Regions from separate parts of the Mus musculus genome. Here region 1 is linked to region 2. A link is a contact called in ENCODE Hi-C data. All regions are on one chromosome and are shown on one strand. Each heading gives the region's core, a stretch centred on a gene start or an enhancer-like site at or near the end of the contact. The rest is flanking DNA. Distances are from core to core; before and after follow the strand shown. Region 1 overlaps Khdrbs2 (KH domain containing, RNA binding, signal transduction associated 2). Region 2 holds the start of Khdrbs2 (KH domain containing, RNA binding, signal transduction associated 2).

The links. Hi-C counts contacts between places; a loop is a spot of excess contacts on that map.
Region 1: a map of left cerebral cortex shows a loop between it and region 2 (2.7-fold over the local background). The contact joins the enhancer-like site here to the promoter of Khdrbs2 in region 2. A Hi-C loop is called at or near these places in 2 of 37 maps with a recorded cell type or tissue (both left cerebral cortex).

The regions. Positions count from the first base shown.
Region 1 is chr1:32,299,514-32,304,533 of GRCm38, forward strand. The region is part of intron 2 of Khdrbs2 (KH domain containing, RNA binding, signal transduction associated 2); the gene reads left to right. Among named protein-coding and RNA genes, the nearest start is that of Gm25814, 89 kb to the left of the region's middle. Within about 2 kb of position 2,081, at least 1 of the 3 ENCODE cell types and tissues checked has a DNase peak (open chromatin) inside an H3K27ac peak, as active enhancers do; it is left cerebral cortex, where a contact is called at or near this core.
Region 2 is chr1:32,170,657-32,175,670 of GRCm38, forward strand. Khdrbs2 (KH domain containing, RNA binding, signal transduction associated 2) reads left to right here and starts at 2,066. Exons shown (of 9, transcript NM_133235.3): 1 at 2,066-2,352. The coding sequence starts at 2,262.

The DNA of each region.
Region 1 (5,020 bases), core at 831-3,330, 130 kb after region 2:
GGAATCGCTTGGGACAAAAGTTGGGGTGTGGTAAAGCTAACTAAAAGTCAGGAACCACTTACATTATTGATATCCTGTCTTCCTTTTATAACAGGATTTCTGTAATTAGGTTAGTAATGATATTTATTTATAGAAGACTTTTGAAGTCTATTCATTTATCCTACTGTATTTCATACTCTTTAGGAGTAATATTGTTCTCATCATACCTCTGAGGAAGGAAAAATAAAGTGTGGGGTGGTTTAATGATGAGCTTATTTATGAAGAAAATTCTCATATTTGCAAGCCTTTTGTTAAATCATGGTATCATCTCTTCTTGGTCTCTTCTTATAGTACATGCACAGTTGAACAGAAAGACCTAAATTGATAACTCATTTTTTTCCTTTTAATTCTTAGGGAGTTGGCCACTTTCTTAGTTGCTGGCTGTCAGTTTCAGCTGTGTGAACTGAGATACCATTAATGGGTAGGATTTGTAGTGTCCTATGTCAGGTAGCTCTCCATAACTGGTAACTCACACGTGTGCACAGCACCTCACACATTTAAAAAGTCTCTAGCAAGCCTAACGCCTGACCTACAAACCTATGATCAGACAGTGTGGGTATCTGCTTCTAAAAGCATTTGAAACAATGCTTCATAGTGATAGCTTTCTTTTGTTACAGCCATAGAAAGATCACTTGACATGACTCTCTGTGTATAGAAAAATAAATACATGAAGCAATGCTTATTTGTCTCTGAGTTAGAAAATACAGGTCTAAATATAGACACCAAAATCAGTTTTTTTTCAAACAAATTTTGTAAATTAAATTCTGTATTTTTCCCTCACGATGTATGTATGCACATATGCATGTGTATCGTATGTGGGTATATGTATTTCAACTTCACTACACCTATTTCCAGTTCTCTCTTAATTGTAGGTCTTACCTACCTTCATGTATGTCATGTTTAGATATGCAGTGAAGGATGTGTTCCATCGGTTCTTAAGAGCTACGGCCTTATTGTATGACCCCATCAGGCTCACACTCAGGCTACACTGTACTAGGTGCTTCCTACTTCCTACTTCCCAACCCACACAATTCTCTCTCTCTCTCTCTCTCTCTCTCTCTCTCTCTCTCTCTCTCTCTCAAATAAAATGGACAAATCAAAACCAAGAGGACAGAATTACTCAGGCTCCCATACTTAAATCCCAAATCACTTAGCTATCATAACTTTTGCTGATATTTTAGTTTTTCTTTGAAATCTTTCTCATTTGTTTAACAATTCCTGGAAAGATTTGTAATTGACTGCAGTTCTGAGGTATCAGATTCCCCACTGTTCTGATAATACTTGTATTTTACTATGCTGTTAAAGCATAGAGACCATTAAAGTCTTCAATAGACAAAGTTCCCACTTACCTAACCTATTTCAGTGAGATTAAAATGTTGTGAAATTGTCACGCAGAAACATATTAATCAAAAACAGTACCAGATATTCTGGGAGAATGCTCAGGAGACAAAATTGCTAGCTGTGTAAACCTTACATCAAGGGGTTTGATTCCCAAAACTCACATGAAAATTCAGGTGCAGAAGCATGTATGGAATTTTCCAGAATTCCTATGGTAAGGATGGGAGGTGAGACATGAGGGTCCCCCAGGAACTTATAGGCCAGATAGCCTGGAATATACATCAGGGCAGCAGAAATTGTGAGATAATGGCCCAATAGAAGGTGGTGGCAAGGTAGAGCAGTCTCTAAAAGGGTTTTCTCTGATCTAAACATGTGCTATGACATGCTTACCATCTCTCTCTCTCTCTCTCTCTCTCACACACACACACACACACACACACACACACATACACACACACACACACACAAAACCAAACACACACTTTCACAGCACACACATATTCATATACACATGCACACATATACAAACAGGTTAAGAAAAAAATTTAAATGCAGTATAATTGGTTCTTTATGAAGTTTTCATCCCTTGCAATTACATAACTGTTCTCATTTATAGAACGAATCATCATAGCAGATGTGAAGTTGGTTTTATCACTTTTCACTAAGTTCTAGCCTTCACTTGTATGCTTCTCATGGGAGCTCAGCGAACAGATTTTCCAGCATATAAATCCCCGTGGAGATGCCCTATTTATTCAGTGTTCCCTGCATCTTCGATGCCCAAAGGTTTTCTTCTGATGCTCTTCTTCATTGTGATATTTTTAATGTTCTTGGTACAGATGACTCAAGCCACAGAATTGCTTAATGCAATCATTTGCCCCGTTAAAGCAGTGTTTACATTACTCTCCATTAACTGAGGAAATAACTCAGGTTTTAGGATTACATAAATGTTCTTTCCATCTTGTGAAAGAAGCTTTGCAGGTGCAAATGCCAGCTTGAGGAGCCATGGCTTAGTTTAGCTATAGACTTTCACATTTGTAAACAAGATTTCTGAGGTAAGATTCAAAAGGAATAGTTTGTCCTGGATACTATTTATTTTCCTTCCCCCTTTGTCTATTTATACACTTTAACTAATATATGGTAGATGTAAGCTCCATTACAAAATCTCTGAGTGTGTGTATGTGTGTGTGTGTGTAAATACAGATGCACGCATTCTATTACATGAATATAGATATCAGAAGATGATTTGACGGTTGTCACTCACCTGCAAGCTTGCTTGGGACACGGTCTCCTGTTATTCGTAACTTTCTATGCTGGGCTAGTTGGACTTTTAGCTTCTGATGATTGTTCCTTTTCTACCCTCCATCTCACTTTAGGAATGCGGGAATAACATATTTTCTGATCCTCACTCTTTTTAAAAATCACTTTATTTCATTTATACTTCAAATGATATCCTCCATCCCAGTCACCCCTCCACAATCTCCCCATCCCATTCCCTCCTTCCCTGCTTCCCTTTACCTCTATGAGGATGTTCCTCCACCCACCTACCCACTCCTCTATTGCCCCTATGCTGAGGCCTTGAGCCTTCCTCCCCTCCCATTGATGTCAGATAAGCCATCCTTTGCTACATATATATCTGGGGCCAAGGATCCCTCTATGTGTACTCTGGTGGGTGATTTACTTCCTGTGGCCTCTGGGTGGTCCAGTCAGTTGATATTGTTCTTCGTATAGGGTTGCAATCCCCTTCAGCTCCTTCATCCTTCCCCTACATTTTCCAGTGGAGTCCCCAGGCTCAGACCTATGGTTGGCTGTGAGTATCTGCATCTGTATGGGTCAGGTACTGGTAGAACCTCTCACAGGCATATCAAGCTCCTATCTTCACTCTTATGGCACATGAGTGTATCCACTGAGCAGTCTCTTAGCCTAACTAAACTCTCTTCTTAAATAGTAACAAAGTAGGTTTTCCTAATGCATCAACACTTTTAAAAAATCCAAATATAAAGATCAAGCATTAGAAAGGAATGCACTGAAGATACCTGAGACCCAGCCTACACATCCTGAGTCAGAAATGCACAATTGCTTGTTTTCTTCACCTTCCCTTACTTTTATCTAACAAATTTTCCCTTTATATCAGTATATCTGAAGTTCCAGACCATCGAATACTTCAAATTTTCTAAAGAAAGATGTAAGGCCTGAAGTGACTAACGTTAGAAATTATAACACAGATCTTGGTTGGTTGTTAATACCTTCTTAATTTCAACAGCTTTGTTAAAGTAAAATTGTGCTTGTCTGTTGCTGTAATTTCATGTTTTTACAAGAACATTCCTCTCTAAGTATCAGTATAAACATGATAATGAACAGATTCTCTACCTTCAACTTTTCCTTCTCAGAAGATTGTTTTTTAATCTCTAACTCCTATGCCTCTTTAGCTGATACAGTCTCCAGGGAAATTATCATTGTGTTTTTGTAATTATGTATGATTTTGCATGACATCACATTTTGCACTAACAAAATTCTGCTGTTTGAGGGCAGCCTTTCAATTCAGTGCATGCAATTATTTGGAGATGCCTCAGACCACTAGCCTATTAAAAAGAGGCTCCTTTCTATTGTGAGTCACATCCTTTAGGGAGCCTGTAGTATTTACTCATTGATTGAATGATGAACCATTTGGTATTTTTTTTCTAGGTGTTGTTAATCGACATAAAAATTCTGTAACCATCAAAGGAGTGAACATTTTTGTTAAGGCAAAGAAACTCTGTTATATAAAATGATGAACTTCAATTTGAGTATGTGAATCATCACTTAAGACACCTCCAAGCTTGTAAAAAGTAGTTGTGCCATTTAGTATTTCTATAAGTAATATATGTAAATGTCTCTCTTTCATCACTGATCCTTGATATGGTCATTATTTTTAAACTTGCACCTTTCCAATAGCAAAGCTTCAATAGTACGCAATGGTTTCAGCATACTGTTCTTTGATCAGTACTGGTAAATGACAGTCAGCAGAGCATATTGTCATGTGTTTTTGCCCTGTCAGCAGATCTTTATGGTGTGCATCTGGGGTGTATGTTTCCTTTCTTACTACTAGGTCTTGAACTCTCTCTCTGTGTTTTTGGATACAACTCCACAGCTAGATCTGGGCTCTGAAGGTTTACCTCATTGCATGCTTTTTTTTTTTCTTTTGAAGAATAGACATTTAAATTTTGATAAGATCTGTTTAATGAATGTATCAGTGTTTCCTGTTATGGGAACATTGTGCTTATGGTCTCATACAGAAGACATTTTATCATCAAAGTAAGAAAGAATTTTTGTATTGTTTAAATTCATGGCTTAGGCTTTATGTGAGCTATATAATCTATATTAATTTTGGTATATGAAGTGAGCTTTAAAATGAGATTTCTTTTTATTTTCTTTTTGTTCTGTATTAGATATTTTCTTTATTTACATTTAAAATGTTATCCCCTTTCCTAGCTTCCCCTCCAAAAATCCCCTATCCTCTCCCCCTCCCCCTGCTCCCCAACCCACCCACTCTCTCTTCCTGGCCTTGGCATTCCCCTCTACTGGAGCTTAGAGCCTTGAGGTTTCCTTCCCTTCATTTCCTTTCTTCTTTCTGTCATATACATATGTAGATAAGATATTTACTAAT
Region 2 (5,014 bases), core at 816-3,315:
AATAATTTATAATGTGTATATCCCACTAGTGTGGCAAGATAAGCTGAATAAATTTCTTGGATGTTCATAGGATATGTAAAAGAAATAAATATGTGTCTTCTACATTCACCACAGAACATATTCTGTAGAATATGTGCCTTATGCATCATTTGGATACTAATTGACTTGTGACATTTTTCTTAATAAACCACTTTTGAAATAATGGTACAATAAGCAAAATTGAATCTTAAATTGTCTTTCAGGACTAGAACTCAGGTTGAAAATCAATTAAGGTATGATTGAGTCTTCCTAGCATCAGAAGAGGGAAGCATATAAATAGTTATAATTTATTTATGTATAACCACACATATTCTATTCAACAATAATTTATTTATAGGTTATCAATTTATTTACATTTGTATTTATAAGATAAAATATTTAATGCACAGTTTTGATGGCCTCAAAATATATGAGTCAGGGGAGAACGCAGTGATTTGGAGTCACCTACTGGGAACATATGGATTTGAATGTGGATGAGGGCACCCCTCCAGGGTATTTGGGTTTTTGCCTTTGGTTGCTAATCCTCTGGAGGTGAATAATAAGAATATTGGTTTCTAAGGGTCAATATAGCTTATTTTTATTTTGTGATGTCCATTATGTACTAAATACACAAAGTACTCTACAGATTAGGATTATGTGTAGTCTAGTATTATTTCTGACATTTGTCATGTGTTTCTGGTTCTCTTTGTCATCACTCATTAGAAAGCATCCCCGTGAGAGAAAACACAACACAGTATGTCTATCTCATTTGGCAATTATTCAAGTCCAGTCTCTAGACCCTTTTCAATACTTTTAAACACTAATTGGATGTATGCACAGTCTAAAAGTGTCTAGCATATGGGAGAGTAGGGTAAACCCTGCTGTCTGAAGCTTCATACTACTTACATTTGAATTTTAGCCTCAGCTTTAGCATAGCTATGAGGTATATTACACCGACTACAGAAGCAAAACCTGGTATCTCTGGGTTGCTCAGTGTTTTTCTGAGCTGGAGTGAGTTATCTCATGGATGTGAAACATGTTAACTTTTTAAAATGTCATACAAAAATCAATATAACATCCTAATTTCACCTAAAATAAATACTTAGGTAACACTGTGGACAGAATAAGAGAAATTAGGAAACTCCCAGCAGGTTTTATATACTGGGAAAGTTGTCCCAGGTGAATGGGTGGTAGAAATATTGACAAGGGATTGTTTGGGAAAAGATAATTTTAAAGAAAGAATCATTTCATTTTAAGTAGACAAGGTACAGCTCAGGGGTCCCATCTGGAAGGGAAGGGTACCTCCCTTATCCCTCCTTCCTTGGCGATGATTCTTGTGGGTAAAATACTCATTTAAATAAAGGTGGGGCATATACAAAGTAGTTCAGCAGCATTCCCATGGCAGCGAAAGAGACCCTGATGTCTAAAATAGGAGAACATCAGAGCGACAGAAGTTAGGCATCATCTAGCTTCTTTCATTCACAATTCTCCCCGCTAAGTTTACACAGTGAGTGAATTTTGCACCATAAGAATGGGTGGATCCCTAGAACTAATTCTGTATCACGGGCAAGGTACACTGGAAGCGTTTTGCTCTACTACAGAATCCAGGCACTTCTTCATTTGTACATTAGTGGACATCCTTCTGCCCCAAGATATAGGTCATGGGAAACACAGCCCACATTTTGTCTCAGATTTCCAACCTTGCCCAAGAGTCTGCGATCATCCAGGGGAGAGACACCTGTGCCTTGGAGACCTAGGTGAAGTGCTCAGCCTCTGTGCTCATGGGGCACACATTCTTGCTCTCTCATCCTCGTGCCTGCCTGGCAGCCCGCACCCACTCCACAGCACTGGCCAGGCCTGAGAACACGGCGGGCTAAGGCGGCCAGGAGAGTGCGCTTGCACTTCGCACACCCCTCCCCTCCGCAGCAGCCTCCTGCCACTCAGGCGACTCGACTTGCGGCCCCGCCCAATGATAGTCCATAGTCTCCGCGTGCGCCCCGCCCTCGGACCCCGCTTCCAATAGGAAGCCGGCGGGGTTGGGCCGCACGGGCATCCTCTCCAGCTGAGGCCACGGCCGGAGCCTGGCTGGGGCGCGGGAGAGGCAGGTACCAGCGCGGTCTGCGCAGCCCCAGGCGCTAGAGCTGCGCTCTACGGTGGAAGAACGGTTCCCGGGGGAGCCAGGGACCAAGGCGTCGGAGCGGGCGGAAATTGCGCCTGACCGGGCACGGTCCGAAGTCCGCGCTATGGGAGAAGAGAAATACTTGCCTGAGCTGATGGCAGAGAAGGATAGCCTGGATCCATCTTTTGTGCACGCGTCGCGCCTTCTGGCGGAAGGTAGGACCGGCTGGGCTCCTGCCAGCCCCGGCAAGGCGAAGTTGGGGAGGGCAATCTCTCAGCTGGGCAGAAACTGTCCCTGAGAGCCCTTTCCTAATGCAGGAGGCACAGTGCTGGATGCCTGGCTCCTCGGAGGCTCAATTAGCCCTGAGGTCTAATGGCAGAGTGATGCGACCTGTTAGGGTCCTGGACAGGGAAACTAGCAAGTGTCAGGTGATCCACCGGGACCTTGTTACTTTGCAGAAGCCAGCAAAATCAGTTCAGGAGTAAATGCGATCCATGGAGTGTTCTGAGAGTATCTTGGTCACAGATTAACGTTATTATATATTTATTTATTTATAATATATATTTTTCCTTCTGCGTTTCAAAGTGATTTTGATAGCTTTTAATAGGTATTTTCCCTGGAAAGTCTTAGAATTATTCAACAATAAAGTATGCATGTTCGTATATTTATGTGAGCGTGGTAAGCAGAGGCTAAAGTGCTTATAAATGTAATCGAAACGTGATGATTGGGTACTATGCAAGATACTGGTCCCTAGGAACGCTCCATAATTGATCAACTGATTTTTAAACCAGGTGTGCGTTTTCTTTTGTGTACCTGTGATGTAGCAGAGATTCAGTTCCCAGAGGAACATCTATGTCTTGCCTTTTGCATTGCTTTGAAAGGTCGTTTGAAAAAAAAGGTACACATGAAAACTTCTCCGTCAGAAATATTAACCCAATATAGTTCCATATATGTGAAACAATGGTAGCAACTGAAGACATCCAGGATACCTGGTACCCTGCACTCTCCTATTTAACACAACTGCAGAATTTTTAGATGAATGTTTTATTAATAATGAAGTGCTTCATCATCAAACTGGCTAGAGTGTAGCTTTGTAGCCTGAGGTCTTACCCACTAGAAGAATCAGTGACATCTTTCTCTCAGCATGCCCCTCAGCATTAAGATACTTTTGAGATTTACTTGTGTATCATAGAAAGATTTTTACTCCTCATACGATTCAGAGACATTAGATGCATTTTGGCATTTTTAGTGGTTGCTATTTATTATAACCTATAATAACAAAGTATCTCATGAAAGACTGCCAGGAAAAAATGTGGAATGTGAAATACTTATCCTGTTTTCAAGGGAAAAGCTGGCTTTGTAGAGTAGTTAGGCAGTGAAATGCAATCATGTTTACCACTACCTAATAATCAAGTCATAATAAATTAAACTGAAATACTAAAGTTACGAACAGTACTCTTCTCTCCTGTTGGAGAGCAACTGCATATTGGAAAATAATGACTCAATAAACATGAACAGATTTAAAATGTGTTCTTTGATTTGTTTGCTTCAGTCAGTTCTTCAGAAGTATTTCCATTCAGTGTACAATGAAAGAAGATTCAAAATCTTCTCTGACCTGGAGCTCTCTTTGGGACAGATGGCTCAATAATTAGCTCATTTAATAATTTAATAATTTAATAATTAGCTCAATTAATGTGTATTAATTGTATTTCTAAAACTTACAGAACTAAGAGATGTAGATAAAAGTCTTACCAGGGTGAGATGCATGAGTATTTTTGACCAGTAAAAGAGTTAGGAGACCACGAAGTATCTGGTTTCCTGCTGATTTTTTCTTTCCCAAACACTAGATTTCTTCAGATTTAGGAAATCATTCTAATGTACCTTGTAATTTAATTTTTTCCCAGCAGGGGGAAGCATGGCCTGCTTTTGTAATGGGTTATTTTAAAAAGCTCAGGACTAGAAAGGCATCTCAGTAAGAAACAAAGAGGGTGCCTAAATTTCAGAGAATTCCTAATGAGAAAAGAGAGAAAGAGAAGGAAAGAGGTGGCGGCAGTAATCCTAGAGTAGTCAGATAGTTCCATAAAAAGATGCACAGGGCCGCCATCACTTCTGTAACTGTACACATGCTTACTAGAGTGTAAGGTAAGCGTGCTTTGGAGTCTCAGCGAATCATAATGCACATGTTGCATTATAGATTTTTTTCCATTGTCTTCTCAAAGGCCATTTGTGAGGGTTTCTAGGATCACTGTAGAGATTTTATTTCTCATACCTGGAAATGCTGCGTTTGAAGGCATCGGCTATAAATAAACCTGACACAGATACTCAAATGGAAGGAAAGTGCACACTGGAGTGCATGTCAGCAGTGCTGGGCAGACAGTCTTGAGACTGAGGGGGGCAGTAAGAATGATCTAGATGATTCCATTCTTTGGAATGAGTTTCGAGAGGCAGAGATATAAAGCAGGGAGCTCTCACAATGGCTTACTTTGCTTTCTGGTTAGTGATAGATACCAGCCTCTCCTTAGTTGTGCCTGCTTCTTTAAGCGTACAAGGCTGTGGGGCTTTGAATAACTTTTGTTGTTGTTCTTTTCATTGTATTTTATTTCATTTCTTTCTGTTTTGTATTTTCAGTAGGGGTCATACAAAAATAATTAAAAGACAATAATTTATGATTTTGACTATTAGTTATAGCAGATTTTGAATAATATGTGTTAAGGGGTTTGTATAATGCATAACTTCCCTGCTGTAATTACAGTTTTATGTAGTTGGCCATTTGTTATGGAAGGTGTTTCTGAATCTGCTCACGGGACAAACCCAGCATGATTCTGAAAGTTCTGGCGCAGGTCGGATTCTGCTTTAGCCTTGGAGTCACATGAGGCT